Regions from separate parts of the Homo sapiens genome. Here region 1 is linked to region 2. A link is an interaction called in ENCODE POLR2A ChIA-PET data of the cell type or tissue named here. Cell type or tissue: HepG2. All regions are shown on one strand. Links, peaks and the distances in the headings refer to the core of each region. The heading gives the core; the rest is flanking DNA.

Region 1 (2,910 bases), core at 183-2,682, 110 kb before region 2:
GCAGTACAAAGTGTTACTTTAGCCGTTACGGGATTATACTAATGTGTATTAAAAAATAAATAAATAAGTAGCACATCAAACCTATAATTTCACAGGTGTTAATTAAGGATTACAGTGAGACTGAGTTTAAATAAATGAATCAAATGTTTGAATGCATCAAATAAATAATAGCACAGGTAGTATACAGTTATGCCAAAAACCATGAAGGCGTTATAGCGATAAGGGATGCTTGAGAAGCCACACTAAAGAATCCAAGGGGAATTCTGGCAGCATAGTGCTGATATCATCAGGGTCTCAAGACCCCACAGAAAGGTGACGCTGAGTGCCGCTACGCAGAGAGACAGGTGTATCTGGGGGCACTGAGAGGCTAAAGGGCAGCTTCACGATGCTGGACACTGACCAGGAAGATGTCCAAGGATGCTCTGAGCATACACCAAAAAGGTACCCAACGCAGGTGTGGGGAAGATGACCATCCCCAGAGTTGAATCGTATGCCAAATAGAATCAGGGCCAAAATGGGTTTGAAAACCTCTCATACAGAGCTTTGGATGAAAATCTGAAAAAAGGAGCATTGCAGAAAATGTTAAATTAAACAACAACCAAAGTGTCTGCAAAGCTCAGCAAGAGATCAAGTGGAGAAGACGATGGGTCGCTTTCACTTTTGCATGTGATGAAATTCTCATCTCAGCCCTCAGCCCTGAGGCCCTCTCATCGCTGCTATGTCTGGGCTGCACGCTTCCCCAAGCCCCAAGTCAAGCTGCCTGCCTGCCCAGGCTTCTTTGAATTCCATCAGAATTCAGAAACACCTCGCTAAATCAGGAACAGTCAGGGGCACAGAGACACCACGCCAAAAGGCAGGCAGATAGCAAGTCCCGGAATCGGGGCAAGGATAACTTCAGAGTCTCATCCCATGGGGCTTCCCCTCCCCAGATCCTCTCTTTGGGCTTCCTCTACCCCTCATCATGCCCTCCTACAAACATCTTCTCCCCCAAGTTTTCACACTTCCAAGGAAAATGGGGAAAGGGAAAAGCAGCTCTGACTACAGCCTGAATTCATTCCGAATGTAAAAGAAGCCCTCTTCCAATATTGGGGTGCATTTCCAGGAAAATGTGGCAGAATCACTCTGTTTACTCCAGCCTCGGTGATGCTGCCACAACGCAGCACAACCTTCAGTCAAGCTATTAACTTGAACGTTGAACTTCACAGCCTGGCTGTCTTCCTCAGCCTTCCTTTTGATGTTACCTCCAAAGCAAAAGATCAAAGGCTTTGAGTGTGGTGAGGGGAAGTCCCAAGCTCTTAGCCTACCAGCCTGTGATATATGTTAAAATCCTGGCCAAAAGAGAGTGAGCAGGAAAGGGAGCCAGCTCCAGAGGCCTGGGGTGGGCAGGGGGCAGGGGATGGAGGCTAGAGAAGGAATGAGGTTGCCCGTGACGGAGGCCTCAGGGACACACAACCCAAGTGCTTCAAACACACAGAACCCCCCAGAACGAAAGCGCCTTGGCAGGCATCACACGCCCCCACACACCTCTAAGAGAGCCAGATGCTACCCCATGATCCTTCTCTCACACAACGTGCCCCCATCCAATCATCCAACAAACTTGGGCTCACAGCCTAGGAAGAAAGCATTTGTTAACTGAATAGTCATCCCAGGTAATACACAAGGACAGAGATGCCAATGCTGAAGGGAAAGGAATGTAGTTTTAAGAGGGTGCAAAACACAGACAGGAAGATGTCTCCCTTAAGGGTGTGCCACATAAAGGACGGAAGGAAAAGGGCAGGTGCATCAGTGAGGACAGCAGGTGCAGGACTGGAAGTGGGAAGGGCAGGAGGCTGGAGAAGCTGAAAGTGCCAGCGTGGCCGGAGGGGTGAGCAGAGGCTGGCCAGCTGCACAGGACTTCCAGCAGCAGCACAGCCCTGTCCTGGGCTTTGCCCCACAGGGCATGTTTCTTATGAAGAAACATCCAGAGATGCCAACACATTTCCATTTGGGAGTGGCAAGCAGACATGAAATTAAAATTAAAACACCCATGATGATCCTATGCATATGAAGTTGGAAAAGAAAATTCAGTCTATGGCTATAGGAATCAGAAGTAGTTCCTTCTGGGAGACGGAGTCTGAAAGGGAGCAGGAAGAGCCTCTGAGATGCCAGAAAAGTTCCTTATCTTGATCTGGGTCGTGGTTACACAGGTAACACAGGAAAACCTCACAGTCCTAGATACCTAGGTCTGCGCACTTTGCTGTAATTTATACCTCAGTAAATATTAATAGGGGAGGAAAGGAAGAAAAAAAAATCCATCACTGGCCCCTGCTGCCTGATCCTCCAGCGTGAGGGATTGAGGCAGAGCCAGGCTCTAGAACATCACACTGAGTGAGCCCTCGGGCTGTGCTTGTTCTTACCCTGCAGAATGGGCTGGAAATACAAAAAGTAAGATTCAACTAAGAAAACAAACAAGCCTATCTCTAGCCCCTTTTCCCCTTTTAGAAACAGAAATTTGGCTAAAGGGATAGAGAAATTCTTATGGGACGACTTTCATTACGGCAGAATGTGCTGTTTCCCAAGTTGCCGCCTCTCCCAAGTTCCATTTTATTTCTTATAAGAAAAGTCTCTAAAAGGAATCAGAGACTCTTAGGGTCAAATTTATCCTGACTCTCCCCAAATCTAACAAGTTCTTCCTCTAGGAGACCAACAGAGCCGTTTTTCTCTCCTCCCCTCCTGGTTCTGAAACATTCCTATTGGAATGTTCTTTTCTTACCTCTGTGGATCCCCTGGACCAGTTTTGGTTTTTATTTCCCAGAACACAGAACACCTACATTCCACATTTAAACAATGACACTGTGACCGGCCCAGACAGTTCAAAGAAAACAAATCTGACAGAGGGAACTACCAGATCCATCAGCTAAAATCCTGGCC
Region 2 (2,910 bases), core at 139-2,638:
TAGTCCTAACAAGGGCAAGAGGTGCTGTCATTAGCATCTCCTGCACACTCAGGAGCATAGAAAAGCCCCTGTCCCAAATGTAATTACCAGCACTTAGAGTGTGAGTGGAGGCAGGATCTATGAGTAGCAAAATACACAAGGGACGCAAGAGTCACACTTTCCAGATTAAAGAATGAAGGACAAGATGTGGAATAGCCTGGGATGATATTAATGACACTAACCACTGCTTCCTCCACATTTTGAACTTTTCTGAAGCACCAAGCTACATCTTTACATATCCCAGGGTCAGCCACATTTTCTGCAAAGGTCTAACAGGTAAATACCTTAGGCTTTGAGAGCTGCAGGGCCTCTGCTACTCAGCTCCACTGTTGTAGCATGCAAACAGCCATGGACAATCAGTCATTCAAAGGGGGTGGCTGTTTTAAAAACTTTATATAAAGAGACAAAAACAGGCACCTGCTAGATTTGGCCCACACGCCATAGTTTGCTGACCCCTGACATGTACTGTGTCTAATCCTGGCAACAACTCTCCCAAAGCAGTTTTGTTGACTCCATTTTATAGCTAAGTAAACTGGTTCAGAGAGGTTAAGTAACTGTGTGAAGTCACACAGCAGGTAACTACCAAGCCGGAATGGAGACCCAGGTGTGATTCCCAAACTGATGCTACTTATGTCTCGACTTGAGATCAGCCTGATGACATACTTGTGCTTCTGTGAAGCCCTGTGGGGGGATTCCAAACACCCAGGATGACAGACCCCAGGCTTCTGCCTCCCTGCCTGCGGCTCCGGAAGAAAGCTAGAGGCCCTCTACTGCTGTCACCCAGATGCCACATCTCCTCAGGAAGGAGAGGTCCAGAGCCAAGCTCAGGCATGGCCAGTGTTACATAGCTGGAGGCCTGTCTTGGCATCAGCCGCCTGGCGCCCAGTTAAACTTTTGACTTCCCAAATTGGAGAAGTTGAAAGTTCTGCTGGGCATTTTTTTTTTAGGGAAACATTTTTTGGTGTTAATTATTTACCAGAAATGGGTCTGTTTCTCTTTCTCTCTTTCTCATTCTTCCCCGCTCCTGGAATTATCTTCCCTTCAGATTCCCTCCTAACAAAGAGTTAACACTGGGGTAAGAGGCATTTAGTGGCTTCTCTTTCCAGACAAAGGAAAGCTAAAGTGTGGTTAGGGAGAGAACTGGGGGCTCTGGAAGCTTTTCCCTGGAGAAGTTGCTTCCCATTGGCCCGACCTAGCTACCTTGCATCTGATGTATAATTTAGCGATCCATTTCCTGCCACCCACCCAGCGTCGTCTGTTATCTGTGGGTATTTATCGACCCTTTCCCCAAGAAACTGCCTGGAATAGAGATGGGGAAGCCTGACAATCCCATTGTCCGAGAAGTTAAACATTAAGTTGGGCTCAAAGTTTGCTCCCCACCCCCACCCCCTGCTGCCCTTAAATTCCCTTTGGCCACACCTCCTTGCCAGAGCGTGAGGTGCTAATGGCCAGATTTACATCTGTGTAAATCCGAGCTGCGGGCACTAATGAGGCCTGAAGTGGAGGGAGCGGACTGGGGTGGAAACCCGGCTTACTCTACACAAGCCCTGTCAGAGACGCCCAAAACGGAACCCCAGGCCCAAACCCCGCCTCCAGAGTCGAGGCAGCAGGGAAAGAGTTAAACAAGAGGCAAGTGACTCAACGCGCTGCTGCCCTCTCCCTGGAAGCACCTTTCCCCAAGTCCCACAGCGCAAGGGCTTAGCCCAGGACCATGCATAATTGATGACGTCAGCGAGGCCCGATTTCCCCAAGCTGGTCATGATAGTGAATATTCACCTCATCCTAGGCAAGGGCAGAGCACCCTAATCCGGGTCACTGAGCGTCCATCTCAGTCCAGCATTTTGGGGACAAAGGCTCCCACGGCAAGAGCTGGGGTGGAGAAGGGGCATCCATGGGCAGCAGTACCCAAGTTGGTTTCAAGTCAGACTGATGGGGGGTCAGTTTCTTCTCCACAGCTTACTTACTTGCTCTGTGACCTTGAGAAAGTCACTGTCACTTCCTAAGCTGTTTATCCCTATCTGTAAGGTGAAGACGATAATAATTCTACCTCACTTGTAGAGTGTTGGGAAGATGACCTGAGCTAGCACGTGTGAGTGCTTTGCATGGTACCTGGCACAGGGGTGCTCAGTGACTTTATCCATTGCTTTCTTTTTCTTTTTTTCTTCTGAGATGGAGTTTCGCTCTTGTCACCTACGCTGAAGGGCAATCTCCGCCTCCCGGGTTCAAGCGATTCTCTTGCCTCCGCCTCCCAAGTAGCTGGGATCACGGGCATGTGCCACCACGCCTAACTAATTTTTGTATTTTTAATAGAGATGGGGTTTCACCATGTTGGCTAGTCTGGTCTCGAACTCCTGACCTCAGGTAATCAACCCGCCTTAGCCTCCCAAAGTGTTGGTATTACAGGCATGAGCCACCATGCCTGGCCTTATCTGTTTATTTCTAAATGGATGGCCCTAAAGGGAAGTCAGGATTGACAGATGGCAGGAAGACACAGGAATTTGGTAGAAAAGGAACTAAAGAAGTTTTTAATTAAAAAAATTATTTGTATATATTAATGGGGTACAAGTGCAGTTTTGCTACATTGACATATTGCATTGTGGTGAAGTGAGTGCCTTCAGTACCTCCATCATTGGAGCAATGCACATTGCACCCACCAAGCAACCTCCCAGCATCCATCCACTCCCACCCCCTCCACCTCTCTGAGTCCCCATTGTCCATCATTCCACACTCTCCTTCCATGGGTACACATTGTTTAGCTCCCATTTATGAGTGACAGCATGTGGTATTTGTCTGTGCCTGGCTTATTTCACTTAAGATAATAAGCCATCCATGTTGCTGCAAAAGACAGGATTTCATTCCTTCTTTATGGCT

The links. Peaks named below come from ENCODE experiments on the same cell type or tissue, not always from the same donor. Only the 100,000 strongest peaks of a DNase experiment are listed, where the experiment ranks them.
Region 1: POLR2A ChIA-PET joins it to region 2 with 8 read pairs; 2 of 35 experiments call an interaction of 5 or more read pairs at or near these places.

What each region holds. Positions count from the first base shown.
Region 1 is chr10:113,005,814-113,008,723 of GRCh38, reverse strand. All of the region lies in intron 4 of TCF7L2 (transcription factor 7 like 2), which reads right to left. Among named protein-coding and RNA genes, the nearest start is that of SNORA87, 38 kb to the left of the region's middle. RefSeq lists a silencer at 1,160-1,454 and enhancers at 952-1,672, 1,673-2,393. In HepG2, for the core only: no CTCF peak of the experiment used is centred there; a DNase peak (open chromatin) is centred at 1,243.
Region 2 is chr10:112,897,576-112,900,485 of GRCh38, reverse strand. All of the region lies in intron 1 of LINC02935 (long intergenic non-protein coding RNA 2935), which reads right to left. Among named protein-coding and RNA genes, the nearest start is that of LINC02935, 8.0 kb to the right of the region's middle. RefSeq lists an enhancer at 810-1,622. In HepG2, for the core only: no CTCF peak of the experiment used is centred there; DNase peaks (open chromatin) are centred at 935, 1,345 and 1,705; H3K4me3 peaks cover 1,249 bases.